Linked DNA regions of Homo sapiens: region 2 is linked to region 1. Evidence: chromatin loops called from intact Hi-C (ENCODE). Cell type or tissue: Panc1. All regions are shown on one strand. Links, peaks and the distances in the headings refer to the core of each region. The heading gives the core; the rest is flanking DNA. Region 1 overlaps SPON1 (spondin 1). Region 2 has its middle 28 kb from the start of LINC02548.

The links. Peaks named below come from ENCODE experiments on the same cell type or tissue, not always from the same donor. Only the 100,000 strongest peaks of a DNase experiment are listed, where the experiment ranks them.
Region 2: a loop joins it to region 1, with 6 times the contacts of the local background. A loop is called at or near these places in 2 of 110 quality-filtered maps.

The regions. Positions count from the first base shown.
Region 1 is chr11:14,250,072-14,265,532 of GRCh38, reverse strand. It overlaps SPON1 (spondin 1), which reads right to left. Exons shown (of 16, transcript NM_006108.4): 8 at 10,804-11,005; 9 at 9,746-9,886; 10 at 8,841-8,916; 11 at 7,635-7,817; 12 at 6,083-6,253; 13 at 5,832-5,999; 14 at 4,781-4,945; 15 at 2,558-2,821; 16 at 1-9. Among named protein-coding and RNA genes, the nearest start is that of RRAS2, 100 kb to the left of the region's middle. RefSeq lists enhancers at 5,593-6,116, 6,117-6,641. In Panc1, for the core only: no CTCF peak of the experiment used is centred there; a DNase peak (open chromatin) is centred at 7,052.
Region 2 is chr11:13,748,487-13,763,947 of GRCh38, reverse strand. It overlaps the pseudogene CENPUP1. Among named protein-coding and RNA genes, the nearest start is that of LINC02548, 28 kb to the left of the region's middle. RefSeq lists an enhancer at 1,545-2,744. In Panc1, for the core only: no CTCF peak of the experiment used is centred there; no DNase peak of the experiment used is centred there.

The DNA of each region.
Region 1 (15,461 bases), core at 3,395-11,394:
TCCTACAACCTGAAAGCATGAGAATGCCTTGTTAGGCCCGCAGAAACGGGACGGAACAGGGATGCTGAACTCTAGTAGAACTGTGAAATGTGCTTGTCTGGGCTCCTCCTCTGCTCAAGTATGTAATGATTGGTTAGAGTCGTTATTAGGGACAGTTAGGTCGTATGTGACTGACTGCAAAAAAATGGCCACAAATGCTTCACGGTTCTTCTCATCAAAAGGCAGACTCTGTTTCTCCACCTCTTGAATCTGGGCTTGACTACATGATTTGCCATGGCCAATGGGACATGAGCAAAAACAGGCCTAAAAGCTGCTAGGACCCTTCTACTACCATGTAAGCAAGCCTGGCTAGACCACTGGAGAGACCATGTGCAGAGAAGCCCCAGCCATCTCATGAGGCCCCAGATACGCAGGTGAGGCTGGTCTGGTCCAATTGTGCCACCAGCTAGTAGTAGCCACATGAATGAGTCCAAACTAGACCCAAGAAGAACCATCCAGTGGACCCAGTTCACATCACTGATCCACAGAATCTTGCTAAGTGATTGTTTAAAAAGACTGTTTTGGGATGGCTTATGCAGCAGCCATATAAGGAACACTAAACCACTTTCTCTTATGCCTTACTCCCCAAGTACTTGGCTCCCAAATGCTAAGTATAGAGAAGTACAATTTTTGTTCTTCCTACTCAGCATAAACATGCTGCTCTCCAAGAAAACTTCCCTGACCCCAGAGATTAATTAGGTTAGATCTTTTGATTACTGCTTCCATAGCACTCTAGATTCCTCTTTTATAGAACCCACCACATTTATGGTTACACATGAGATATTTGTTAACCACACTACAGCTAAGAGTCATGGAGGAATGTACCGTACAACTATGTACCTGCCACATAGTAGGCTTTAATGAATGTTTGTTGACTGGCTGACTACCATGTAGAACAGACAGCACTTTGATATGCAAACAGCTCCCTAATCATAAGGATCCTGAACCATCAAGGAGATCCTCATGCTTCAAAAAGAATAGGCCTTTAAAAATCAGAAAACTTGATGTACATGTTAATCTTCACTTTTTTACATGGGCACCTTCAGCACTGAAGTCCCTGGCAGGCATTTTCTTTTTCTTCTGAAGTCCTGGAACTCTGAAGTTAAGCTGGAGTTTGGGGATGTATAATCTTTCTCTTGGGTTACAAATAAAACCTATCTGGCCTCTGTGTCTGTTTGCCATCCCCAAATCAGTCAACACAGGTCTGATACAGTCACCCTCTTGCTTAAAACCACCTACAGAATCAGGTCCCAAAATCCTTGGTGGGCCACTGGCCTTGTGTGGTCTGGTCCCTGCCTTCCCAGCCTGGTTTCCTGCCTGCCTTGTCCTCTGTGCTTCATCTGCATCCCATTTATCACTTGGACCTATCACTTGGACCTATCATGGTCTTTGGCATCTCTGTGCCTTTGTAATGACTATTCTTGCTGCCTGGAATGTACTTTTCTTTTTTTTTTTTTTTAATTTGAGACGGAGTTTCACTCTTGTTGCCCAGACTGGAGTGCAATGGTGTGCTCTTGGCTCACTGCAACCTCTGCCTCCCCAGTTCAAGTGATTCTCCTGCTTCAGCCTCCTGAGTAGCTGGGATTACAGGTGTGCGCCACCATGCCCGGCTAATTTTTGTACTTTTAGTAGAGATGGGGTTTCACCATATTGGCCAGGCTGGTCTCAAACTCCTGACCTCAAGTGATTGGCCTGCCTTGGCCTACCAAGGTGCTGGGATTACAGGCATGAGCCACCGTGCCCGGCCTGGAATGTACTTTTCTAAGTGGCAAACTCCTCTAGATTTTTCAAGACCCACTCTAGTTTTCCCTGCTCTGACATCTCCCTGAACTCCAGTCAATGTAAGATGATGCTCATTCCTCAGCTCCCTGAGCACTTGGTGCATTGTTCTATTAGTTATTTGTCAGCTTGGATCAATATTATTTGGGGAAATAAAACTCAAGGCTGACATGACACTGCTGATAAACTTCTGGTTAGCCTTGCAAAAAAAAATCATAAAGTCTCAGGCCACGGCTGCCTTGTCTGAGCCACACCCTTAAAATGGAAGATGATGTGTTCTGGGAGGTTCTCAGGAACATTCCCTAAATGATGAACAAGACAAGACTCCTTTGACACATCTGTATCATTTTCCCTCTTTGCAAGGAGTGAATGGTGTTGCTAAGTCATAACTGACTTTGAGCAAAGTTGGACACATTATTGGTTTTATATGTGTGTAAAGAAGGAACTGTAATTCCTAAAGATTCTTTGCTTGAAAATTTATTTTTGGCAGGTAATTAGGTTATCTAAATGTTCTTTGATAAATGACCCCCACCGCCAATCTCCTTTATAAATTATGCTTGCTCAATATTTGGGAACAAACTTGGATCTAAAGAATCAAAATGTGGCCTGAAGACTCCAGAAGATGCAGACTCTCCCCGACTTTTTTTTTTTTTTTTTTTTTAAACAGGTCCAAGACTTAGCCCAGTGCAGAACCCTGCCTGTCCTGGAGACCACCCAGGCTGACACTTGGGAGCCATACCTGGGAACTGCTCCCCTTCAGACTCTTCCTTCAGCTGCTCACTCCGCCGGCTCTCTCGGGCCTCCCTCCAGCGTAGCTTTTGGATGGATGGATTTCGAAGGCATTTTCGGATGCGGCACTTTTTTCGCTGCACAGTCTCTGGGCAGGGTGCACCTCCAAACTGAGGCTCCATTTGGATCATCCGGGTTCGAATCACGTGGCCTTTCCCACATGACTTGTTACATTCCGACCACTGGGACCACTCGGTGAGCTCACAGTCAATGGCTGGCAAGACACAGATGGGCATGAGTGTATCACATGTCTGAAACAAGATATGGTCACGCTCTCCTTTGAACATCTCAACAAGCCTATGAGGGATGCAAAGCAGGTGCTGTGTCATGCTATTTTACAGAAGAAGAAACTGAGGCTCCAAAGAGGCAGGCTGACTTCAGCCCGTGTGGTTGGTAAGCAGCAGAGGCAGGATTGGTGCCAGGTCATCACCCATTCTATGCTCCCTCTATGACTCAAGAAGGCTTTGGAGGACTTTCAGGATGTGTTCAGAGCCTCTTGCCCTGCTCTGTGAACTAGAATATTGTCAGATCAGCCTCAAGTACAGAATAGCTTCCCACAGTCCCAAACTCACTGGTGATATTTTTCAGAGCAAGGCCAGCAAGCCCCCTGCTGCTCTTTGGAGAGAACAAGTCAACAAGCTAAAGGCGGCTGACCCTTGTGGACCAATACCAAGGACATTGTGGTTCTAACACACCCTGGCAGCTTTTCATTCTCAACATCATCCTGTGTTCTATATATGGTGGTCTATGCAAAAAACACAGGAGCCAGAAATGGGACATTCAGTAGAGAAGAGGGTCAGGAGCAAGTGGTGCTTTATGGTTTATCGAGATCCAGTAAATTCTTACTAAGCCAGCATCTCATAAATGTGAAAGGAAAATAACACATCAGTTTGACTGTCAGGATGTGTCCCAGGGAGGTAAATTATTCCAAGCTCTCTGTTGGTCTTGCAAGGCCAAAGTCAGGGTGGTGGACTTAGATGTCCTCATTTAGTTCAACAGTTTCAGTTCTTTTATCCCGCCTGTGGAAGCTCAGGCAGCTTTCTTATCTGCAAAATGGGGATCATGGTATTTTTTTTTTCATTAGGTTGTAAGGATTAAATGAGATGCTCCCAGCCCTGTAAGTGCTCCATAAATTTTCATTTTCTTCTCCCTTACTTCAGTGGACCCCAGGCACTCTAAGTCAGAAGGCTATGGGGCCCCAACTCTGGTGAGCTGGCCTGAACCATGGGCCAATCTTAGTTACTGAAAACCCCAGGCTTTCTCTAGTGGGTGGTCCAAGTTACCTCCACCCATGGCTGAGTCTCCTAAAACAACCCAGGAGCTGGAGCATGGAGCAGGGATTAAGTAAGGCCTATCCTTGCCATGTCCAGTGCTCATACTTTGGACCAATTACTTGGTTTCATCCTCAGAGCAACCTAGGAAGTATTTCCTGCTATTTTACAGATGGAGAAACTGAGGAACAGAGGTGCTGAGTCATCGGCTGAAGGTTACTAGCTAGGGGAGGGAGGATGAACGACTGCAAGTACATGCTGGAGGGGGCCAGAGCCACAGCCAGTGTGCCTGCCCTTTTACCACCCAAAAAAGCAGCTCTTGGAAGACCAGCCAAGGAAACTGGCTTGCTCTGCTTGGAGATTAGTCCCATGTAATATAAACAGCTGATCGCAGAGACTTTGGAAAACAGGACTGGGAGTGGAGCGGGGTGGGGTGAGTTTTTGAGAACTTGGCTTGTTTTCTTGCTGGTTTTCTTACCAGTCTGCAGGAGTCATTGATTTAATGTCCAGCCTCTGGTCATGGGGAATTAAAATGGTCACAGGGAAAATAGAATTAAAATGCTTGGAAAATCCATGGGTCAGGCAAGCCTATAATTGTTGGGGGAGAGGAGGGAAAGAACTAAGGTTTATTGAGCTTTGTGCTGTTTTTCGTATGTGTCTGTCATTTAGACTTCACAGGAACCTTAACTTTGGGTGTTCTGTAGACGGTAGTGGGATTCTCACTTTATTAATGAAACTGACTGCAGTGTTTAAGTAACTGCAAACACTGAAAGCCAAACCCCAAACTCTTCCCCAGCAAACCATGTTATTCTAGGATCTAGCAGTATTAGCACTGGCTGGTTCGGGGCTCCCTGGACTCAGGAACATAGAAGTGATGGGCCTTGAGGAGCTCCAGGACTTACGGCATTCAGGGAGCATGCACTTCTCCACCTGCTCCAGATCCTCATTGCAGTCTCCAAGTTCTGCCAGAGACTTGAGCATCCGCTGTCGGGTTCGCATGCCCTTCCCGCAGGTCACGCTGCAGTCACTCCACTCGGACCATGGGGACAGCAAGCATGGGATGGTGTCTAGATCAAGAACCAGGTTTGCCACTGAGAACAGGTTCCTTTTGTTTTCGTTGATCTCCCTGACCCCACAGTGTTCCACACCGAGTCCCCTGCTTTGGCCCCTGGAATAAAGTGGAATTGGCCCATGGGTTCAAATAAGAGTGAAATCTATGGAGCAAGAAGTGGCTCAGCAGCCTACTGCTCTTCTTTTCACTCTCTTTCATCTCCCTGCTGACCCCCCCCGATGGTTATGACATGAGGGTAGCAATATGACTACATAAGTCCCCACTAGAAAGGCCACTGAGGATCTTAGCAGGGTCTTCCTAGAGACAGAAACATCCCACACTCACTAAGAATCAGGCACTAAAGGAGAGGCTCAGGGATGCATTTTTGGACATTGTCCTGAATTCCCTAGAATGTGTATATACTTGTGTGCCTGTATACATCTGCATACTAATGTGTGGGCAGGCCCATATGCATTTGTGCACAGAGCAGGGGAGGTCATGCTTTATGGGATCAGCCAAGTCCAATGTACAACAGGAGTGGGAGGAGTGGGCTGGACCTGGGTAATGTATGTCCCGCCTAAATGTATTGGCCCTCCTCCCCACCACTGCAAGAAAGACACTCCTATAAAACACAGCTGCAGGTGAATTCTCTATCCAGAGGCCACCAGTTTGCCACCCCAGCATTGCTTAGAATGTCCCCCAGTGGAGGTTACTCTCTCTGGGTCTGGTTGATGTCTACACACCTATGTCTCTCATCTGGCTCCCAGCAGTGCCCAGCAAGGACCATGGGCCATGCTTTCCTCTGCTCAGCCTCCGACCTTTATGGTGGTAATAGTGGATGCCATGGCCCTCCACGCCTGTCCCCAGTGGCCTCCTCCAAGTCCACCCCCGCTCTCACTCACGGCACTCTGGCATCATGCACTTCTCTGCCTGTGATGTCTCGGCTTTGCACATGGAGCCATCTGCGGGGTTCATCTTGATCATGCGGTGCCGCTTCTTCATGCCCATGCCGCAGGTGGCGCTGCACTCGTCCCACTCGCCCCACTCGGTCATCAGGCAGCTGCTGGGAGCTGGGGAGGCCAGCGGCATTGGAGTCGCACCTGCTGCCTCCCCGACCTACTTGCCCGCCTGCCCGCCCGGGGCCCCCACTCACAGCACTCCTCGTTGACCGTGCACTTCTCCGTTTCCTCAGTGGGCAGCGTGCACACGGAGCCGTCCTCCGGGAACTGCTTCACATACCTCTCCCGGGACCTCATGCCCATGCCGCAGGAGATGCTGCAGGGCGACCAGGTGATCCACTCGGACATGGTGCAGGTGGAGCCGTCTGCAACACACCGAGTGAACGCTGCAGCAGTGCACGGTGGCAGGGGCGCCTGCCAGGCTGCGCGGTGGGAACTTCCCGCCAGCGGGAATCAAGAGGAGTCAGGCAGTTGAGGTTGTCTGCACACCTAAGAGGTCTAAATCCTTAAACTGGCAAAGTTCTCTAAGAGGAAATGCCTCTTTTCCAGGTGCATGGGACACTCAGAATTACTCTTTATCTCATGAAAATACATTCGAAAGATGCTTGTATGGAAAGGATGGTGTTTAAAAAATGTACACGCATATATCTAAGATAAGATATAATTTAATCTACATATAATTTAAGATAAATCATAATCCATTTGTATGAGGAACAATCCTTCCCTGTGGAAGGGGAGGTTAAGGACCTCAGCTCCTCAGCTTAGCTCCCCAGTCCCAGCCCCAAGAAAGAGGCTTCAATGTTGACAGGCCAGTCCCAGCTTTCCTCCCGCCTGTTTGTAGGAATGACTTAGTCTACGGGGAGGGTTTACTCCCCTCCAAAGTGCTTATTGTGGGCAAAATGAGCTAGCAATAAACCATCGTGAAAGTGCAACACTGGGAGAGGTGTTTAAGAGCCTCCCTCTAGGCAGAGCCAAGGAATTAATGACCTGCATGGGATAAGCTTGCTTTCTTTATCCTCGGCTTGGAAGTGGTTTTTTTCCCTGCCATACACCAGTCCAGCCTATACAGTGCCTTCCCATTGCCTTATGGCATCCTATAAGATCAGGGCAGAATAGCGTAGATCTATCAGGCAGAGAAAGGGGTCATGGCTTGGGAAGCAGATAGCTGACCTTTGCACAGCAATCAGCTTAGTGCAATCTTGAAGCTTGAGCCATCATGATATAGGTGTTGCAAGATTATACTTAAAGGCTGACCTTTGCACTGTTGCAAATAGACTGAGAATTTCTGCAATCAGCCCAAAGGTCCTGACACAAAGAAGTGAGAGTGCTCTGACTCACGCTGAGGTGGAACACAGATGAGGGGCTGTAAATGACAGAATTAGGGCAATGGATCTAGATTCAATCTGGGCTGACTGTTAACAGGCTCCTTAAGAAGAGATTGGAGTTAAGGCCCAGAAGCAGGCTATGTGTTATCTGTAACTTGTCATAAGTTGTATCTATGTTTGTTAGCTCTTCAGTAAAAGAAGGAGGGGGTGGTCAATCTCAAGAATTCCTTTGATATAAGAGAGATTCTGTGTTCAGAGCCCTCAAGACACTGTTGCAGATAGGAGTTTGCCCAAGGTGGACCCCACTGACATCTACTGTCAGGGTCCTTGTGCCCTCACCAGGGACACTGTCTGACTGCTAGGCAGACCCTCCCTTCCTGAACTCCTGCCAGCCCCTGGCTGGTCTGGGTTGTCTCCTCACCTTCGTCACTGCAGCCAGGGCCCATGCAGGGCTGGAAGTCCTGGGTGTCAGGGCAGGGGACGCTGAGGTCCAGCTGTGCTTTCAGCATGCGCTGTCGCATCCTCTTGCCTTTGTCACAGGTGGAGGAGCTGCAGGCGGACCATGGGGACCAGTTGGAGTAGATGCAGGTTTCAGGGGTGTCATCTGGAAAGAGTGTTTGACATGTTTTCCCTGGGAACCTATGGGAGCTGCCACTGGCCCTCTCCCCATACCAGCTTATCTGGGGACAAGAAAAGCCATGCTGCCAGACTGACTTCAGTGAGCCTGGGTGCTCCTGGGATGGAAGCAGCCATCCACTTCCCTTTAAAGATAATAGTTTAACATCTTGCTAATAAATATCTAATCTAAATAAGCAGAATGATTCTTATTATCCCTTCCTCTCAACACATGAACGTCTTCTCATTTTCAGTCCCTCATCTTGGCATTGTTTCCAGACACATGCAGGCTCATTGTAGGTAATTTTGAAAAGCTCAAGGCTTATTTACATGCCATGGCTTCATCTTCCCAATGATCCCATACACAGTTGTCATGGTAAGAATAAGAGCAGCTGCTATTCATTGAGTACTCATCATGTACCAGCACCATTCTAAGAGCCTTACATGTTTTATCCCATTTAATTCTGACAACTGTATGAAGCAAGTTCTTTTATTATCCCCATTTGACTGTTGAGGAAACTGAGACAGAAAGGTTAGCTTCTTGCCCAAGATCACATGTCTACTGAGAGTCCAGGTTGTCTGGCTCCAGATCCCATAAGAAAACTTGAGCTTGAACCATGACTCTGTCGCTCCCTCCTGATTGTAGGATCTGGGCCTTTCTTTGCTTGCTAGGAAAGTGAATGTATCCACACCTGCCTCATAGGCTGGCCTGAGAATCGAAGCAGAGAGTGGTCTGAATCCTGCGAAGCCCATTAAAATGAGATTTACATGATTGTTTTAAAGGCCTGATGTTGTTGAGTATATATTCTGATGTCATATCTTCACCAATTCCCTTATGCTTTGGGCCTAACCTTGGCCTTGTTTTTGATTATTTCTTGAGGAGAAATCCTCAGAGATATGATTACCAAGTCAAAGCACATGGTTTATGGTTCTTAAAACAGGTTAGCAAATTGCTTTCTCAAAGGGTTATGTCAATTTATGTTGCCACCTGCAACAAAAGAAAACAACGTACCTTCATCTTTCTCTTCTGGAGCCAGGTCAGCTACAATATCATCGACATTGTCAGGTACAATATTGCATTGTTCACCCTGAAAAAGGAATTTTACTTGGAGGGCTCACATGAGAGAAAGAAGGGAATGTGTAGGGGGAAGGTGAAAGAGGACTAAAATCTAATCGCCATTCTGTATACAAATCGTATGCCATGGCAAAGTTCTGGACCAACATTTACAATCTGCCTGAGAAAGAAATGCCAAGAAAGCAGGAATGGCTAACCAGGGATGATAAATACATAACTTGGGTACCACCACTCCCCAGTTCCTGGCCCATGGCAGATATTAGTAATCAATTGCAGAACTCACAATGAAAGCAATTTGCCTGGATCAAATTGTTCATTTGAGCACTGGGCCTCACTGCTGAGTTAATTTTGCTCATTTTCTTTTTTTTTCTTTTTTCTTTTTGAGATGGAGTTTTGCTCTTGTCACCCAGACTGGAGCGCAATGGCGCAATCTTGGCTCACTGTAACCTCCACCTCCAGGGTTCAAGCAATTCTCCTGCCTTAGCCTCCCGAGTAGCTGGAATTACAGGTCCCTGCCACCATGCCCAGCCAATTTTTGTATTTTTAGTAGAGATGGGGTTTCACCATGTTGGCCAGGCTGGTCTTGAATTCCTGACCTCGGGTGATCTGCCCACCTTGGACTCCCAAAGGGCTGGGATTACAGGCATGGGCTACAGTGCCTGGCCTGCTTATTTTCATCTTATGAAATAATTTGCATGTTAGAAACCTGGGGAGGCCCAGGAATTCCATATCCTGAGGTGCTTTCTGCCAGTGACTCTATGATTCTAGAGCAGAAGGGTGTACAATCTCCCTGGCACTCCTACCGGGAAAGGTCGATGCCAGAGTGGGTTCTAACCCAGTACCTTCCGTGCGATTCTCTCGATGACAACTCTGGCTACTTGAGTGATGGACCCACCCTCTGGGTCATAGAAAGGACTCTGAGGATGGTCCAGGCTGGTCAGGGGCCGGATTTTCTCCTGGGGAATGGTGGGTTTGTTGGGTGACTGCAAGAAAACATACAGAGGTAGAGAGTAAGAAATAAAATTGGGAAAACCCACAAAAGCCATTTGTTATATGGATCAGAGCAAAGTCCTTGATAGGAATTTAACAAGCATAACTACTATTTATATTTATGGAATTGTGTTCATGCCACATACTGTGCTGAGAAATTTCTAGAACTATATTTTAAAATTCTTCCATGTCCATGGTAGGATTGTGCTAAGATGAAGAAGCCAAGTTTCAGAGAGGCCATCCCAGCTAGGAAACGGCTGAGCCAGGTTGGCCTGAATCCCAAACTCTTTCTAATAGACCCGGCATTGGAAAACTTTTTTAGTAAAGGGCCAGATGCTAAATATTTTAGGCTTTGTGAACCATATTGTGTCTGTTGCTAATATTCAACTCAGCTGTGGTAGTGAGAAAACAGCCGCAGATAATATGTACTTGGAGGAGTGTAACTGGCTTTGAAAACTTTATTGACAAATCACATTGTAGGGCAGATTTGTCTTCCAAACCATAGTTTGCAGATGTCTGTTCTAGATTGTTCTCCCATTGGTTTTCTGATGGCTCCAGATTTCAATGCAATAGATCATATCAGAGAAATATGACATTCAGGACAGAATGCAAACTCCTTAGCCCAGCTGTCCAGAAACCTTCGCTCTTGCAGTCATGGCTTTGGAATGCTGTCCCCTGCTCACCTGGGAACTGCTCTTTAGCAGTTCCCTCTCCGTGCTCTCCTGGCCACTGCACAGACAGTTCCCAGAGCCCAAATTACACCATATGTGATGATGCGACCATGCCAGCCTCCCCAGCCAGACTGAAAGTTCACCTAGGACAGAGCCTGGGACAGATCCCCTCTGTGTCCAGGACACTCAGGAAGCGGGTAGGCAAGGAGCCACTCACCACTCCAGGCACACACACACACCTCATAGGTCACCCCGCTGTCGGTGCCAGCGTCCCAGGGAATCAGGTCTTGCACCACCTTCTGGACCCAGCCACATTCCTTGGTGCACAGATCTTCTGCAGATAAGCCTACGTTCCAGTCGGGACTAGGGCCCATCATGGTCAGGAAGGACATTAAATGGCGCGTTCTGTCCACGGAAAATTCAGCTGAAGGTGCTGCTCTCCTGGAAACGAAATACAGAGACCATTATATTAGAGTTCTGGGGGTTGGTCCTCACTCTGAGGGAAATCTGCCTGGATTATGAAGAATGAGAGGGACAGAGAGTATCCACATTCGTGGTCTCCCACTGAATTCTGCCTTTGGCCACTGTGGGTTTATACCCTTCTCTGTCCTGAGCCCATCCATTGAACAAATGTGGAGAGAACCATATACTACCACCCTATCCAGTTTCTCTTTTTGTTTTTCTTTCAGAGACAGAGTCTTGCTCTGTCACCCAGGCTGGAGTGCAGTGGTGTGATCATGGCTCACTGTTGCCTCAAACTTCTGGGCTCAAGTGATCCTTGCACCTCAACCTCCCATCAGAGGGGTCATCTCCCCCAGCTTCCTGTTTCTATTGCCCTCAGAAGGCTGCCAATAGCAGGCACTGTCCAGCGCCAGACTGTACCCATCAGCTCACAGCTGGGAAGCAGGGACCAGCTGTAGAGTCAGAGACCTTTGGCCGACACCCCCAGTTGCTGGGAATAACATCCTGAGTCTAAGCTATCAGAGGCCGCTCTTCAACCTCTCTCTTTGTGTCACACAGATTCTCAGGAGTGGCTGGGACCATGTGAGATACATGGCAGCAACCACTCAGAGTGGCTGGAAAGGAAAGAGTCACATTCGCAAAGCACACAGCGGGTGGCAGTCCCATATTATTTCATTTTCCCCTCATGACAATCCTGTGGGGTTAGAATTATTATCCTGTCTCATAGAGAGGCCATGAAAGTGAATAAGTGGTTAATGAACTAATAGACACAGCTAGGAGGGGGCTGAGGCTTGAAGGCAGCTTGGCCTGACTCTGCACCCCAAGGCTGCTAATCATGGGGAATCCTTGGCCAGAGACCAACTGTTCTGTTCAGTCCAGCTGGCAGCTGGTCTGCCTCAGCTGTCTGGAAGTCCCTGTGCCCTCTGTTGGGACCAGCTGCTTCTGGCTGCCCTCACCTGGCACCAGAAAGCAATGACTGCAGACCCGACTGGGGCCTGGGGAACTGGGCCCCTTGGGCTCTGGTATCACCTGTTACAGCTGTGTGTCCTTGGGCAGATTATCAAACCTTTCTGCGTCTCAGTGTCCAAATCTTTAAAATGGTGATCACATACGTCTACTCCAAAGGGTTCCTGTGAATTTCAAATGAGCTAGCTTGCAGACAGTACTTAGCCCATTGCCTGGCCCTAGAGCTCTTATTACCATTAGTGTTACTGAGAGAAGTACTGTAGGATCGTATGGAGATCAGAAAGGGGACAGGTGGGAGGAAAAGCCTTCCTGAATGGACTTTCCATTTTAGCCTGATGCCAGTCTAGGTTCTGCCACAGGAGTGGAGAAGAACCTGGCCTGAGCCTTGGCTTTGGCATCCGTCGATTGACAAGGTCCTGGTGCTGCCTCCCATGCACCCCCTCCCTTATCCCACACTACCTGCTACCTAAGAAGCTCCCTGGGCCCTGACAGGCCAGTCTACCTGCAGGTTAGCTGCAGGTTCCACTTGTACTTGCATCTATTGGGCAAGCTCTTCAGTGATTGGAAAAGTGTGGTCCTTGGACCAGCAGCATCAGCAACCTCTAGGAACTTGTTAGAAATACAGATTCTTGAGCCCCACCCTATATTTGCTGAATTAGAGACTTGGGGTAGGACCCAGCAATTTGTTTTAATAATCCCTCCAGATTGTAATACACCTCAAGCTTGAGAATGCTGGGCCCACTCATCTTTCAAGCCTCAGGTCATGTCACCTCTTCCAGCAGCCTTTCTGCCTGCCTTCAGCTGAGGCAGATACATAGCGCTGGATTCCCACACTCTGCGCAGGTCTTGCCTTCAGCTGAGGCAAGTACATAGCGCTGGATTCCCACACTCTGCGCAGGTCTTGCCTTCGGCTGAGGCAAGTACATAGCGTTGGATTCCCACACTCTGCGCAGGTCTTGCCTTCGGCTGAGGCAAGTACATAGCGCTGGATTCCCACACTCTGCGCAGGTCTTGCCTTCGGCTGAGGCAAGTACATAGCGCTGGATTCCCACACTCTGCGCAGGTCTTGCCTTCGGCTGAGGCAAGTACATAGCGCTGGATTCCCACACTCTGCGCAGGTCTTGCCTTCGGCTGAGGCAGATACATAGCGCTGGATTCCCACACTCTGCGCAGGTCTTGCCTTCGGCTGAGGCAGATACATAGCGCTGGATTCCCACACTCTGCGCAGGTCTTGCCTTCGGCTGAGGCAGATACATAGCGCTGGATTCCCACTCTGCGCAGGTCTCCATAGCCAGACCCCATGAATGTAATCACTTCCTCACTGTTCCCTCTCCCCAGCTTAGACCGGGAGTTCCTTGAAGGAACTCTGTGTTTCATAGCTGTACCCCAGGACCTAGGTGTCCAGTGGGCCGACTGAACAAATATGCGTATGATGACTTGAACTCCTCCACTTCTAGCTTTAGATCTTGGGCAAGTTGCTCACCCTCTTCAAGTCTCAATATCTTCATCTAGCAATACATACCTGCAGTGTTGCTGTCAGGATCAAATGAGATGCTTTATTAGGAAGTCTTTATAAACTGCTAAAGTATTGCAATGACATCATCAGCTACTTAGGCACAAATCAGGGGATTTAATTTCCTTTTCCCACGTGTGCATTTTCTGGCATGTAGGTCAGTGATTTTAGCAGCTTCTTTAAAGACCTGGTTCACACAAGGATTGCAGTCTATGGAGGTGTGGCATTACCTCGCCTAGGGACTCACAGGACGGGGTTCTGGTCTGCCTTCTAGTAACTGCTGAGCAGACAGCACTGGCACCTGGGTGCAGCTGTCCTCTGGGGTGGTCCAGCAGTCCCCTGGGAGGCAGGTTTCCTCTTCCATTGTCATAGAGACTGACCGCTCCATCTATTGCCTTCCTGTCTTCCTAAGTAGGTGATTTGGGGCCAGATTAGTCATTCATATCCTGTACCCCATGGGTGACTATTCATAATGACAATCTAAGGGGACAAAACCAGTTCTAATCCAGAGCTGTAGAAACCAAACCAACTGCCACCCTAACACATTACCCTGGAACCTGCCCAGCCAATGGGTGTAACCATCTGAGACCAAGGCCTTGTGGAAATCATTCTCAGTAAATGCATTTTGGCCCAATCTGTTGTATCCAAATCTGTAGCTGAAGCGAGATACCCTCTAGACCCTGGTAAGTGTTTCAAGGTGTGGGAAACGTGGGGCGGCCAATTCCTGACTATGAGGTCACATGGCTGACTTATCTTGGGTGATAGAGTAAATCTGAATCTATAAGGGCCTGAGAACAATTTGATAGCATTTTCAGATATGCCCTGCAGCTTTCTCTTATCCTTGACTGGAGAATCCCTCCTTGACCCCATTTATGTAACATTTCCTGGAGGAGGTATTTCCTGACCTCTCCCCAAATTGCTTAGAACTCCTATTCTACCTCCCCATAGCATGCTGAACTCACTCTTGCTTTGGAATTTTTTGTTAATATCTGCCTTTCCCATCAGGTTCCAATAGAGTGAGGACCATTTCTGCCGTGCTCATAGCTATATCCCAATGTCTGGCTTAGAACTTGGCATGCCATGGATTCTCTTCAAATGTTTGTTGAAGTAAATGACTTAATCTAAGAAATGAACATGGAGCTCTTGTATTTCCTTTGACCTTCAAATTTAATTAAGCATCACTTCAAAGTATTTATTCTATAATAAAAATAATTAAATGAATAAGAATCTATATGAGTTTTCCTTAGAAAATGCTAGATAGGACTGGAGTGCTTTAATTTGTTCAAACTGTCATAAAAATTTTTATGCTTTTGTATATGCCATGTCTTCCAAGATATATTTTGTTAATTTGGTTTCATCTTTCTACCTGGGACTTAGATTTGTATCCGTTTTCTAGCAGAGAGTTGATCTAGCCATACCATATACCAGAGTATATGATAAAGCATGATAGACAAAATAGCGTGATATTCAGGTAAGATAGAAATATAAATCAGCAATACAGACTGGAGATCCCAGAAACTATAGATAAGGACTATACAAAATAGGCTTTTCAAATTAGGGGGAAAGGAAAGATTGTGCGACAAGTGGGGTTGGGCTAAGTTAACTGTAATAAAAAAAAAACTGGATTCACATTTAATATACCACACAAGAAAAAAAAAAAACAGACCCAGAGTCAAATAGAAAATAACCAGATCATAGAAAAAAATAAAGCTTTCAGATCTACTAGAGAAATATTAATTTTTTCAACTTTGAAACAATAAAAGCAATTATAAAGAAAAGAATTGAATTATCTATCAACGAAGACCTTCTGTAAAATGAAAACAGCAGTACTGAATTGGAGAGAAAAATGACATGCTGGCAAAAAATGTCTCCATTGAGTGTGACTGACAAAGTGTTAATATCTATATTATCTACAGAGTTAATCCAAATATGTAGAAAAAGACAATGATCCCACTA
Region 2 (15,461 bases), core at 3,191-11,190, 500 kb after region 1:
ATGAATGGACTCACACCTGAGCGCAGGTAGGCAGAAATAACTGGGGGTCACTATGAGAGCACCTGAAACTCCTCTGTGAGCAGGTGGGACTCATAGCTCTCATGATGTGAGATTCAATGTTAATTCAATCATATTTTATACTCTCAGGCTGAGGAAGCCAGGGGACTTGAAGTGACATAGGTAAGGCTAGCAAAGGCCAACAAATAGTAAGTGTGGCTTACGTGGCTTTCTGCCTCCTGCTTAACCCCCTTTATAATAAAAGGCCCTTCTGGTCCGGATTCTACTGTTTCGTATTTCAATAAGAACCCTCTTTACTTCACTTATTGGCATCATCTTGCACATAGTTCAGCTCCTCCATATTGTACTAACCATAAAATCAACATACATTCTCTGTTGCCTGGCAACATAAGAAAAAGCTGATATATGAGGCTAAGAGAATAAGCAGAGATAATGATATTTACTCATCCATTCAACAAATATTTAGCCTAATATGTGCTAGGCATTGTGTTGATTCCAAAAAAAATTGTATATTTATTTCAAAATAAACTTGATAGTACAACCAGTGCATCTACAAAATACATTTTTGTTTTTGTATTATAGTTTTTACCTCTTGTATGAGATTTTACTATAAGAAAAACTAGTATTTACTATGACATAAAACACACAAACACAACAAAACCTTAGCAACTGCTGGCTAAACAGCATAACGTGTAGCACGCTTTCCTGCTTTCATATGTCATTCACTTTTAAAAATCATAGTTGGACAAGCTGCCCCTCAAGTGGGTGATCACATGATTTGCATGCTGACATAAGCTAAGAGAAAGCAGTACCAAAAAAATCCTTGCCCTCCAAAGAGCTTATAACCTGATTGGAAAGGTAAGAGATATTCCTGAAATAACTACATTCCCCACAAAGAGACAGGCACTCAGTAGACTACCTTCATAGCCCCCTGTTACGGAATGAAGCCATGTGACACGTTTGGTGTCACTTTCAGGCCAAGCATTTAATTGTCTATTCAAGACCTTCCAGTGCTCTCTTTTCCTCTGGCGGCACAGCAATCAGCACCATTTGAATTGTGTCAGTGCTATCATTTTGGGTCCCTGGGTGTTTTCTGTGAGCAGAGCTCCCTCCTAATGCATGATAGATACATAGCAGCAATGAGAAAGAAACCTGTTTTTGTTTTAAGCCATTGAGTATCGGAGATTGTTTGCTATCACAGCATAACCTTGGTTATTCTGACTGAGAAACACTAACAGGGTGAAATGGCCAAATGTCTAGGGCACTTTAGAGAATAGAGGATCTTGAAGAACTGAGACCAGCAAACACAGGTATTTTTTTAAGGATGTTCCAGAAACTACAGGCTGCTAAGCTTGACTTTTGCTCTCTACAAGAATCTAGATGGAATAGGTAAAAAGAAAGGTCTGTGGGCCTGTAGAAAAGAAAGCAACAATTATAAGTAATCAGTGCAGTTCACCAAGGGCAATCACAGCCAACTAATTTTCATTTGCTTTCCAGACAGGTTTTATGGCAGGGTCTTGGCAGGTAACAGATGGCGTACTCAAATTAGGATGACATTAAAAGAAAGTTGTATAAAGGGACTATATACAAAGATGAACACGATGTACAAAAATTACAAGGAGTAGTACAGAATCCTGGGCTAGTAACAGTGGGGATGTTGCTACCTCTGAGCATGAAGGGGTGGGGGCATCCTGAACCCTGGAACTAGCAGCGTGTAAACAGAGGGACTAAATGCAGAGACACTTGCCCAGCCAGAAGTGACCCTGCATTAAGGGAATTTGGAGATATCCCAAATTCCAAACTCATCCTTCTCTTTCCTTCCAATCTCCTTTGTCTCCATTGACCAAACTCAACTGAAAATCCAACCAGAGGGCCAAAAAGCCATTGATGTAATCCATGCAGTCAGCTCCTGGGGCACAGAGCAGTGTGGACAGGGTGGAAAGCAGGTCTGCAGGGGCCAATAGAAAATTTCCAGCTGAAGACTGTTATGGAAATCAAATATTCTAAATGTATCTGGACGCAAGTGAGGTATTTGACAAGGAATGTCAGGAATTCCTTGAGGAAAAAGTGAAGAAATTCATGCCAGATACACATATCTGATTGAACAAAGCACATGCCATTGATGTGATATAAAGCTGCTATAGAAAGTAAAGTACCGACTTATAGAAATCAAAAATAAAATTTATTATTGTTTTTATTATTGTACTATAACTAAAAGGTGCTAAATAAGAAAGCAATATTGGTCACAGCCTCATTTGTGATCCAATGGCACATTGCATTCATTCCCTGGAGTAGGTGGTGGACAATGGAGTTTCACTACTTCAGCCTGCACCTCCATCTCACCTCTGGCAATAGCACCTTCATATTTTCCAGGGAACTTACCCCCAATCCTTGTGTTTCAGATGTGGTCAATTGCCATACCGCATCTTCTTCTGATCCCCAACTCCAAAGGGTGGACACTGGAATGAGTCAGGCCAACATTCCTGCAGCCACTAGCCAGAAATGTGTTATCTTGCCCATGGGTTACAGTATTGGAAAGATGCAAGTCTGGAGCAATGGACAGCCATCTTCCCCAGCTCAGCAGGAGAAGCCATTTATGATAAGAGAGTTCATGATCCTCACACGAAGAGAAGTAAGGAAAAAAATATCTATTGAAGAAAAATAATTCTAATAATATTGTCTGAGTTCCTGGATCAAACTTACTGATGTTAATCCCCTCTAAATTTCTCAGTTATATGAGCCACTCTATTAACTTTTTCACTTTTGCTAGCTTGAGTTAGATTTCTTTTGTTCACAACAGAGATGTCTAATTAATCTACCTGTATTATACCTCTTCCAATATTAACCTCATAGTGCCATTAAAATTTATTAAAATACATTTTAACCCAAATAAAGGCTAGAATAGTAATAACAGCAGCTACCATTGTTGAGTGCTCAGTAAATGTTCATGAGATAAATGATTGTCACCAAAGTAAATGAAAGCCTTGTCAAACAACAGGGTAAGGCCCAGCTGAGGCCACATAGTCTCGGATCCTTCTCTAGGAATTTCAGTGCTTGCCTGCCCCAGCCCTCATATAACATCTGCACTACTGGAGAAGCCACAGAAGGAAAGGAGGGCCGTGGTCAGTGTTGTCCCTTCCTTGCTCCATTGCTTTCCCCTTGCTCAAACTGTGATTTTAGGCCTTCTCTTGGGTCACATGCAGGGAGAAACAAGATTTGAAGAAAAGAGCAAGGCCTTCCATACATAATATTGTAATCCAGCTTTAGATCCCTGTAGGTAGCATATGCCAAAGTACTAGCTCTTTCTTTCATGGAATACTTTTCGTGGGTTTCTCAGAGACCCACTACCCGGGGCTCCCTTACTATACCATCCACAGCTGTGAGTGATGCAACTGCTCCCATCCTGAAGCCCCTGATCCTTTGATACGTTCCAGGAAGCTTCTCTGTAGTGGCATGAGGTCCCTGGGTTGGATCCCTCAAGCTGATTAATGTCCCATGGAGGGCATGGCCCTTGCCCGGCTATCAGCACAATCCACCTAATTCACTCTGTAGTCCTCTCTCCTTATTCTGACATCAGAGTCATCTCCAGCCAGGTTCACCTCTTGGATTCTCCAGGCATGAGTCAGGCATCAGCTTCTGTACTGTATAAACTCATGAAGCCTCCCTTACTTGTCTGAAATCGGAGGAAGGGCACTACCCTCCTCTCCTCTATGGGCAGGGGAAGGAAATCACACAGCACTCCAACAACTCTTCTCAAAGAAATCCTCACTCCCCAGCTCTCTTTCTCCAGCCCCTACTTTCTCTCACAAATGGTCAGAATGGTGGGATAAGGCTCATAATCATGTTGGAGATTTCCAGTTGGCAAGGCCTGCCTAGATGGCCAAATTCCTTTCTTTAGAACTGTACCATCCAATATGGCAGCCACTGGCTACATAAATATGGCTAATGAGCTTTCGAAGTATGGCTGATCCAAACTGGGATTGTACTAAGTGTAACAGACACAACAGCTTTCAAAGACTTTGTATAAATAAAATAATGTAAAATATCTTATTAATATTTTTTATATTCATTAGTTGTTGAAATAATATCTTTGACATATTGGAATAACAAAATATCTCAAAATTGATTTCATCTCTTTTTAAAATAAGATGTGGCTACTAGAAAATTTTAAACTACATACATGGCTTACATTATATTTCTATAGGCACTGCCTTGAAATGTATGGGCACTTGGCTTTAAGGCCTGGAAAAAACTCAAAAGTCTGTTATACGATATTTGTAAATCCCTTAGCCTGCTGCCTGGCACACATTAAGCATGCAATCGTTAGGATAAGGGAGAGACTGGAGGTGGAAGAAGAGGAGGAGAGGTTGTTGTTATTTTTGTGGTGGTAGATGATGTTGTTACTGGTATTATTCACCCGTTTACCCATCTGTAAAATAAGAATAATAATTGCTGTTCCACTGACTTCACAAGATTGAGGGTGGTTTGAGGGAAATCAAAGCTCTTTAAAGTGTAAATAGTTGCATAGACAGCGGTTGTCCCAGTACTAATAATCATGGTGGCCACTGTAACATCCTGGCTCCTGGCGGTAACTGGACCTTAGCTCAGCTGCTCTGGCTGGCTAGCCTGGGGCCCAGCAGCTTTTTCATTTGCATGAAAACCTGCACAATGGGTCTGCCGCCACGTGGCAGTGAAAGCCACGCTGGGGTCCCGCTAGGTCCCCTGAAGTGCAGTCCCACCTTGTTCAGGAAAACAAGTTAGTTCCCTGAGGACTCCCGGGTGAAGCACTTTTTGCTGCTAGACACTGTGCGGAATACAAAAAGACTTGTAAGGCACGGTCCAGCTCTTCAGGAGCTGCAGTGTGTTAAACAAAAATGATCCAGGCTGTTGTTTTGGACTGAGCTCCTGCACTAGGCCCAACAGACCAGACCAAATCAAAGTGGAGTCACTCGTAGTAAATGCCACATAATAAAACTGAAACTTTAAGGAAGCAACAGCTCCCAAAACAGACCTTTCTTTTTTTTTTTTTTTTTCCTGAAAACAGGAGATTCCAGTCTACCCAAATCAGCAAAATAAGAAAGTCCCCTCTGCTTTAATCCTTACAAAAAGGTAGCCTGAAGTAACCTGATGTAAACCGATCAGCTTTTCTCCTCTTTGATTCTGTTTCTTCATCCCCACCTCACAAAACCCACTCTTCTGCCATTGCCCAGTGGGAACTCTTATTCTATCTTGTTGAATGGAGGCTGCCCCAATTCAATCACGAATAAAAGCCAATTAGATCTATACATTTGTGGTAATGTTGTCTTTTGACAAGTGTAACAAAGGAAATTGACCCCCAAACAACCCATCCAATAGAGGAGATCGCAGCTAGATCAGAGGGAAGATGGCCACTGTGGGAGCCCTTGGGAGGCTGTGGGAACAGGAGGAACTCCCTGAGATGTGACACTTGAGCTGGAGTTTTATGAAGGACATCTTCACTTGGTTGAGAAGAGTAGAGGAGGTTACCGGAAGAGGAATAAGCAAGTGCAAAATACACATGGCCCATTTGGGAAAAGGTATGGGCATTTGGACATGAATGATGAGGGGGTTGAAGCAGATGAAATTAAGAGCAATGAAACCCAGAATCCTCATAAACCATCAACTAGTAAGGTGTCAACAGATGCTTCTGCTGACACTGACTGGGATAATGGCATTGAAGATGCTTATATTTTAGAAGCTACTGAAGATGTCGAATTAGCTGAAGCTGCAGAGAACAGTCTTCTCAGTTATAACAGTGAAATGGATGAAATTCCTGATAAACTAATCACGGAAGTACTATACAAGTACCTAATTCACTATGGACACTTATGTCACCAGGCTATAATTTGCCTGATGTCTGTGAGATTTGATAACAAATATATTGTCATTAAACCTGTTTACATAAACTAAGTTTTATCACTTTGTTTTCCAATTTTTGTTTTTTACTTCTATAAACCAGTTTTACCGAAAATTAGCTTTGGTGTACTTAAATTCAGTAGAAATCTCCTTCTTAATCAAAATTAGTTTATGTTCACATCAAGATAATTTTATGTTTATTAAAACTCTTGTATCTGGGGCTGATTAAGATATGATGTCAACAGTTTAAAATTTATTACTCAAGATATTAGCCAGAAAAGATGATCATGGCCTTTAAAACTATTTGAAAAACGGATGCCATTTAACATTGTTCACAGTCATTTAATTTGAATGACAAATATTAGGTTCTGATAACTAGGCCATACTTCTTTGCAAAAAAAATTATTTATAAAAGTATAGTTTCAGAAGGTAACAGTAGCATGAAACTAACATTTCTATAGGCACATTTTAGTAGGCTGCGCTTCTTCTTTCTGGTCAAGGAGCTTCTCTAATTGATGGTTGATATTTTGCAGGTGATTTTCAGCTCCCAAAATTGTTAAGATAACAGAGCTGGAAGGCTGGTTGAATTATACGTTTCCTTTATGTTTGCTTCTTTCTCCTGAACATCTGATAATCTTGATAAAGCCATTTTAAATTAGATAAGAAATATGCTGCATTCCTAAGGGAAGACTTTCTCTCCTTAAGTTTATCACATTTTGTTTGTAGTTGTTTCAGCTGTGGCTCTAATGGAAGCAGTTCATCCTAAACTTCAATCAAACGTTGCCTTTTCAATATCTGAAATCATCTTAGCATTCTTCCTTTTCAAGTTTTTCAACATCTGGACTTCTTTAAACTTTTTGATGGGTTCTTTTTAATGTTAAAATAAAATGTGTTGATGGCTTTCTTACAAATTTTAGATTCTATTCTTTGTTTATACTCTAGGAGGATTTTCTCAACTGTGGGCAAAACAATATTCAACTCCATGATGTTACTGGTTTTCTTATAGACACCAAATATGCACAATGTTGGAAGTATCTGAGTCAATGGCTTTACTTCTTGATTTCTTCCTTTTGTCATAAGACATCTTTCCTTTTTTCTGAGTTTTCAATTAAATTTCTGTTGCCAAGATCTCTTTATCAACAGAGGGCTGGGCACTAAGAGGTCCTATCTTTTTAGAAGTGATCAACTCAGCTGGTTTCTCTGAAAGTTCTGAAGATGCTGTAGTTGGAGGAATAGCCTCGTGTCATTGTGTACCCATTTTGTCTGCTGATTTAGCTTTTCTTCTTACATCACTTTCTTCAGTACTTTCCCAGTCATTATGAATGGGCTTGTGTTTTCTTCCTGGCTTTTTTTGCACTGTTTTTTTTTGTTGTTGTTGTTTTGTTGTTTTTTTTTTTGAGATGGAGTCATGCACCATTGCCTGGGCTGGAGTGCAATGGTGTGATCTCAGCTCACTGCAACGTCTGCCTCTTAGGTTCAAGCGATTCTCCTGCCTCAGTTTCCCAAGTAGCTGGGATTACAGAAGCCTACCATCATGCCTGGCTATTTTTTGTATTTTTAGTAGAGACGGGGTTTCACTATGTTGGCCAGGCTGGTCTTGAACTCCTGACCTCATGATCCACCCGCCTCAGCCTTGCAAAGTGCCGGGATTACAGGTGTGAGCCACTGTGCCCGGCCTTTTGCACTAATTTTTGCAGATTTGTTTTCACTTGCTTTATTTTCAGAAGTGTCTGAACTTCTTTTTGCTTTGTTTCCTGGGGGATTTGAAGAGATAGATAATCCACAATGTCAGGAGAATAATTCTTCATCAGCATATATAGCTGTGTTGTGTAAAGGAGGATGAAAGCCTTCCTAAGGTTCTTCATCTTTCTCATTTTCATCTAGACTGCCAATGCTTGAGATATCAGAATTATCAGGAAAATTGAACATATCAATAGACATGTACTTTTGAGCAGCTTTACTTTTCATGGAATGTGTTCTTTCTAAAGTGTTCTTTGAATATCTTGTACCCACAGGCCCGGGAGGCTGCACCCACCCACCAGTGGTTATTTTTCTTTTCACCTTCCTGGGTGAGGGCCAAATCACTTTCAGAGGGCTATTATCATGCATAAAGAAACAAGAGAGACTAATTGCTGTTGGGACTGACCCATGCAGTGCTCTGTGGCCTCCCCAGATCCCTTGGATGCAAGGCAAGGCAAGGAATCAACAGAATAGCCTTTTTATCTGTCTATCCATCCATCCATGTATCCATCCATGCATCCATCCATCCATCCATCCATCCATCCATCCATCCATCCATCCAACATCTGCAAGGTGCAGACACTGCTCCAGGTAGCAACAACAACAAAAGTATGAGAATAGTTCCAGTCCTCAAAGTTTGCGGTGCAGTTGTGGAAAGACTGAAAATAACAAACTCAATGTCCCCAGTCCTCATCAGCCTATGAATATAAACAGGAGTCCATTAATTCAAATAACCCCCTCAGAACCATTTAATTCCCAGCAATGTGTCTCTCAAATACTTCTTTTTTAAAACATTTTTTATTTCCATAGGTTATTGGGGAGCAGGTGGTGTTTGGTTACATGAGTAAGTTCTTTAGTGGTGATTTGTGAGATTTTGGTGCACCCATCACCCAAGCAGTATACACTGCCTCCTATTTGTAGTCTTTTATCCCTCACCCCCTTCCTACCCTTTCCCCCTGAGTCCCCAAAGTCTATTGTGTCATTTTTATGCCTTTGCATCCTCATAGCTTAGCTCCCACTTATGAGTGAGAACATACAATGTTTGGTTTTCCATTCCTGATTTACTTCACTTAGAATAATAGTCTCCAATCTGATCCAGGTCTCTGCAAATGCCATTAATTCATTCCTTTTTATGGCTAAGTAGTATTCCATGGTGTATATATATATACCACAGTTTCTTTATCTGCTTGTTGATTGATGGGCTGGTTCCACGTTTTTTCAGTTGTGAATTGTGTTGCTATAAACATGCATGTGCAAGTATCTTTTTCGTAAAATGACTTCTTTTCCTCTGAGTAAATAACCAGTAGTGGGATTGCTGGACAAATGGTAGTTCTACTTCTAGTTCTTTAAGGAATCTCCACACTGTTTTCCATAGTGGCTGTACTAGTTTACATTCCCACCAGCAGTGTAGAAGTGTTTCCTGTTCACTGCATCCATGCCAATATCTACCGTTTTTTTAAATTTTTTTTTTATTATGGCCATTCTTGCAGGAGTAAGGTGGTATCACATTGTGGTTTTGATTTGCATTCCCCTGATCATTAGTGATGTTGAGCACTTCTTCATGTTTGTTGGCCATTTGTATATCTTCTTTTGAGAATTGTCTATTCATGTCCTTAGCCCACTTTTTGATGGAATTGTTTTTTTCTTACTGATTTGAGTTCGTTGTAGATTCTGGATATTAGTCCTTTGTCGGATGTATAGATTGTGAAGATTTTCTCCCACTCTTTGGGTCATCTGTTTACTCTGCTGACTGTTCCTTTTGCTGTGAAAAAGCTCTTTAGTTTAATTAAGTCCCAGCAATTTATCTTTGTTTTTATTACATTTGCTTTTGGGTTCTTGGTCATGAAATCCTTGCCTAAGTCAATGTCTAGAAGGGCTTTTCCAATGTTATTTTCTAGAATTTTTACAGTTTCAGGTCTTAGATTTAAGTCTTTAATCCATCTTGAATTGATTTTTGTATAAGGTGAGAGATGAGGATCCCGTTTCATTCTCCTACATGTGGCTAACCAATTATCCCAGCGCCGTTTGTTGAAAAGGGTGTTCTTCCCCAACTTTATGTTTTTGTTTGCTTTGTCTAAGATCAGTTGGCTGTAAGTATTTGGGTTTATTTCTGGGTTTCTCTATTCTGTTCCATTGGTCTATGTGCTTATTTTTATACCAGTACCATGTTGTTTTGGTGACTATGGCCTTATAGTATAGTTTGAAATCAGTAATGTGATGCCTCCGGATTTGTGCTTTTTGCTTAGTCTTGCTTTGGCTATGCAGGCTTTTCTTTGGTTCCATATGAATTTTAGGATTTTTTTTTCTAATTCTGTGAAGAATGATGGTGGTATTTTGATGGGAATTATGTTGAATTTGTAGATTGCTTTTGACAGTCTGGTCATTTTCACAATATTGATTCTACCCATTCATGAGCATGGGATGTGTTTCTATTTGTTTGTGTCATCTATGATTTCTTTCAGCAGTGTTTTGTAGTTTTCCTTGTAGAGGTCTTTCACCTCATTGGTTAGGTATATTCCTAAGTATTTTATTTTTTTGCAGCGATTGTAAAGGGGTTGAGTTCTTGATTTGATTCTCAGCTTGGTCACTGTTGGTCTATAGAAGAGCTACTGGTTTGCGTACATTAGTTTGTACACCATTTGTATTATTAATTTGTATTTTTCCAGATAATATATTATTGGGAAACTTTGCTGAATTATTTTATCAGTTCTAGGAACTTTCTGGAGGAGTCTTTAGGGTTTTCTCGGTAAACGACCATATCATCAGCAAACAGCAACAGTTTGACTTCCTCTTTACCGATTTGGATGCCCTGTATTTCTTTCTTTTATCTGATTGCTCTGGCTAGAATTTCCAGTACTATGTTGAGGAGTGGTGACAGTGGGCATCCTTGTCTTGGTCCAAGTCTCAGAGGGAATGCTTTCAACTTTTCCCCATTCAGTATTATGTTGGCCGTGGGTTTGTCATAGATGGCTTTTATTATATTGAGATATGTCCCTTGTATGCCAATTTTGCTGATAGTTTTAATCACAAAGTGATGCTGTATTTTGTGGAATGCTTTTTCTGTATCTATTGAGATGTCATGTGATTTTTGTTTTTAATTCTGTTTATGTGGTATATCACATTTATTGCCTTATGTATGTTAAACCATCCCACCATCCCTGGTATGAAACCTACTTGATCATGGTGAATTATCTTTTTGGTATGTTGTTGGATTCAGTTAGCTAGTATTTTATTAAGGATTTTAGCATCTATGTTCACCAAGGATATTGGTCTGTAGTTTTCTTTTGTGGTTATGTCCTTTCCTGGTTTTGGTATTAGGGTGATATTGGCTTCATAGAATGATTTAGGGAGGGTTCATTCTTTCTCTATCTTGTGAAATAGTGTCAATAGGATTGGTACCAATTCTTCTTTGAATGTCTGGTAGAATTCTGCTGTGAATCTGTATGGTCCTGGGCTTTTTTTGTTGATAATTTTTTAATTACCATTTCAATATCACTGCTTGTTGTTGGTCAGTTCAGAGTATCTAATTCTTCCTGGTTTAAGCTAGGAGGAGGAGAGTCCTGGAAATATCTTTCCAAGAATTTATCCATGTCTTCTAGGTTTTCTGGTTTATGAGTGTAAAGGTGTTCATGGTAGCCTTGAATAATCTTTTGTATTTCGGTGGTATCAGTTGTAATATCACCTTTTACTTTTCTTATTGAGCTTATTTGGATTTTCTCTCTTCTTTTCTTGGTTAATCTTGCTAATGGTTTATCAATTTTACTTATCTTTTCAAAGAACCAGCTTTTTGTCTCATTTATCTTTTGTATGTGTTTTGTTTCAATTTCATTTAGTTCTGCTCTGATCTTGGTTATTTCCTTTCTTCTGCTGGGTTTGGGTTTGGTTTGTTCTTGTTTCTCTAGTTCTTTGAGGTGTGATCTTAGATTGTCTATTTGTGCTCTTTCAGACTTTTTTTTTTTTTTTTTTTTTTGATACAGGGTCTCACTCAATTGCCCAGGCTGGAGTGCAGTGGCTCGATCTCCACTCACTACAAGCTCTGCCTCCTGGGTCCACACCATTCTCCTGCCTCAGCCTCCCAAGTAGCTGGGACTACAGGCACCCGCTACCACACCCAGCTAATTTTTTTGTTATTTTTTAGTAGAGATGGGGTTTCAGCATGTTAGCCAGGATGGTTGTGATCTCCTGACCTTGTGATCCACCCGCCTTGGCCTCCCAAAGTGCTGGGATTACAGACGTGAGCCACGGTGGTGCCTGGCCTCTTTCAGACTTTTTGATGTAGGTGTTTAGGGCTATGAACTTTTCTCTTAGCGCTGCCTTTGCTGTGTCTTGGAGGTTTTGATAGGTTGTGTCACTATTGTTGTTCAGTTCAAAGAATTGTTAAATTTTCATCTTGATTTTGTTTGTGACCCAATACTCATTCAGGAGCAGGTTATTTAATTTCCATTTATTTGCATGCTTTTGGAGGTTGCTTTTGGAGTTGACTTCCAGGTTTATTCCACTGTGGTCTGAGAGAGTGCTTGATATAATTTCGATTTTCATAAATTTATTGAGGCTCATTTTGTGGCCTACCATATGGTCTATCTTGGAGAATTTCCATGTGCTGTTAAATAGAATGTATATTCTGCAGTTGTTGGATGGGATATTCTGTATATACCTGTTAAGTTCATTTGTTCCAGCATATAGTTTAAATCCATTGTTTCTTTGTTGATATTCTGTCTTGATGACCTATCTAGTGCTGTCAGTAGAGTATTGAAGCCCCCTACTATTATTGTATTGCTGTCTATCTCATTTCTTAGGTCTATTAGTAATTGTTTGATAAATTTGGGAGCTCCAGTGTTAGGTGCATATATGTTTAGGATTGTGATATTTTCCTGTTGGACAAGGCCTTTTATCATTATATAATGTCCCTCTTTGCCTTTTAACTGCTGCTGCTTTAAAGTTTGTTTTGTCTGATATAAGAATAGCCACTCCTGCTTGCTTTTGGTGTCTATTTGCATGAAATGTCTTTTTATACCCTTTACCTTGGGTTTGCATGAGTCCTTATATGTTAGGTGAGTCTCTTGAAGGCAGCAGATAGTTGGTTGGTGAATTTTTATCCATTCCACAATTCTGTATCTTATAAGTGGAGCATTTAGGCCATTTACATTCGATGTTAGTATTGAGATGTGAGGTACCACTCCATTCATCATGCTATTTGTTGCCTATATACTTGTTTTTTTGTTTCTGTTTTTTAAATTGTATTTTTGTTTTATAGGTCCTGTGAGATTTATGCTTTAAAGAGGTTCTGTTTTGATATATTTTCCGGATTTATTTCAAGATTTAGAGCTCCTTTTACCAGTTGTAGTAGTGGCTTGATAGGGGCAAATTCTCTCAGTGTTTGTCTGAAAAAGACTGTCTCTTTCCTTCATATATGAAGCTTAGTTTCACTGGATACAAAATTCTTGGCTGATAGTTGTTTTGTTTGAGGAGGCTTAAGATAGGGCCCCAATTCCTTCTAGCCTGTAGGGTTTGTGCTGAGAAATCTGCTGTTAATCTGATAGGTTTTCCTTTATAGGTTACCTGTTGCTTTTGTCTCACAGCTCTTAAGATTTTTTCTTTCAGGCCAGGTGCGGTGGCTCATGCCTGTAATCCCAGCACTTTGGGAGGCCGAGGTAGGTGGATCAAGAGGTCAGGAGTTCGAGACCAGCCTGGCCAACATGGTGAAACCCCATCTCTACTAAAAATATAAAAATTAGCTGGGCATGGTGGTACATGCCTTTAGTCCCAGCTACTCAGGCAGGAGAATCACTTGAACCTGGGAGGCAGAGGTTGTAGTGAGCTGAGATCATGCCATTGCACTCTAGCTTAGGTGAAAGAGTGAGACTTTGTCTCAAAAAAAAAAAAAAAAGAAAAAAGATTCTTAACTTCAGATAACCTGATGACAATGTGCCTAGGCGATGCTCTTTTTGCTATGAATTTTCCAGGTGTTCTTTGTGCTTCTTGTGTTTGGATGTCTAGGTCTCTAGCAAGGCCAGGGAAGTTTTCCTCAATTATTCTCCAAAATGTTTTCCAAACTTTTAGATTTCTCTTAGGTTTGGTTGTTTAACATAATCTGATTATTCCTAGGTTTGGTTGTTTAACATAATCCCAGACTTCTTATAGGCTTTGTTCATATTTTCTTATTCCTTTTCCTTTGTCTTTGTTGGATTGGGTTAATTTGAAGACCTTGAATTCCAGCTCTGAATTTCTTTCTTCTACTTTTTCAATTATGTTGTTGCAACTTTCCAGAGGGTTTTACATTTCTTAAGTGTGTCCATTCTTTCCTGAAGTTTTGATTAATTATTTATGTTATCTATTTCCTTGAATATTTCTACCTTCACTTCTTGTATGATTTTTTGGATTTCCTTACATTGAGCTTCACCTTTCTCTGGTGCCTCCCTGATTAGCTTAATAACTAACCTCCTGAATTCTTTTTCAGGTAAATCTGGGGTTTCTTCTTGGTTTGGGTCCATTGCTGGTGAGCTAGTGTGATTTTGAGGATGTGTTAAAGAACATGGTTTTGTCATATTACCAGGGTTGGTTTTCTGGTTCCTTCTCATTTGGGTAGGCCAGATGGGAAGATCTAGGGCTGAAGGCTGTTGTTCAGATTCTTTTGTCCCATGGGATGTTCCCTTGATGTAGTATTCTCCCCCCTTTTTTTATGGATGTGGCTTCCTGGGAGCTGAGCTGTAATGATTGTTATCTCTCTTCTGGGTCTAACCCTTGATGTTATTGGGGGTTGTCTGCATGGAGTCCTGTGACATGAACCATCTGTGGGTCTCTCAGCTGTAGATACCAGTACAGTATTTGAGGTGTCTCCCAGGTCCTGCAGGAGCAACCCGCTTCCTTTAGGGGGTCTGTGGGACCTCTCAGATTTCCTGATTTATTCCTGCAGTCATTCTGGAGCAAAAATTCATGATGCAAGCCTCCTCACACTGCTCCGTCCATCCAAGTTAGAGCTGCAATCTAGTCCTGACTCCAGTTCGCCATCTCTCAAATACTTCTTGAAGTTCCCAAGGAATATTTGGCATAGAATTATGAACCAATCCATCAGTTTTAACCAACACTTGGCCCCACCCTCCAGCTTGCCCTGGTTCTCCCTTGTCAATGTCCTCTGTTGTCACATCTGCATAAGGGAGCATCCACACACCCAGAAATGGCTGTTCCCTTTCTGCTTGAGCCCAGAGTCTCACAACATCTTTAACTCACCTCTCCATCAGGACTCACAAACATTTCAAGGGGCTTGGCAGAAAATATACACCCCCCAAAAATATCCTATCTCCCTCTTCTCTCAGTCTTCCATCCCAATTAAATTATAATTGCTTATAATTTAAGCAATTATAGTACTATATATTATCCATGACAGTACATACTGTCATGCATATCAGGTCATATAAATAGAGTCCAAGAGGGTGACTGTTCCACCAGTTCTGACTCCCAGTTTGGGCTCAACTAGGACACTCTTGTGCATATGTAACTACAATGTAGCAGTGACAAAAGGTAACTAGTTGCAAGACAGGAAAAGGGCATGTAAACCAGACAAGTATATCTTGGAGGAGGGGCATCTAAATTAGCCTTAAGCAATTAATAGGAAAAGTTGAAGGGATGACATACAGATAGGGCATTCCAGACAGGAGGAACAGCATAAGCAAAGTTGTAGAGGCATCAGCTTGGTGTTGCTGGTGTGTAAAATGCAGGGCAGGGAAGGAGAGGCGAAGTTGGAGGAGTCAACAGAAGCCAAATGAAAGATGGTTTTATAGATGACATTGAGGAGATTGTACTTTCAGGCAGCAGGGAGGCCATTGAAGGTG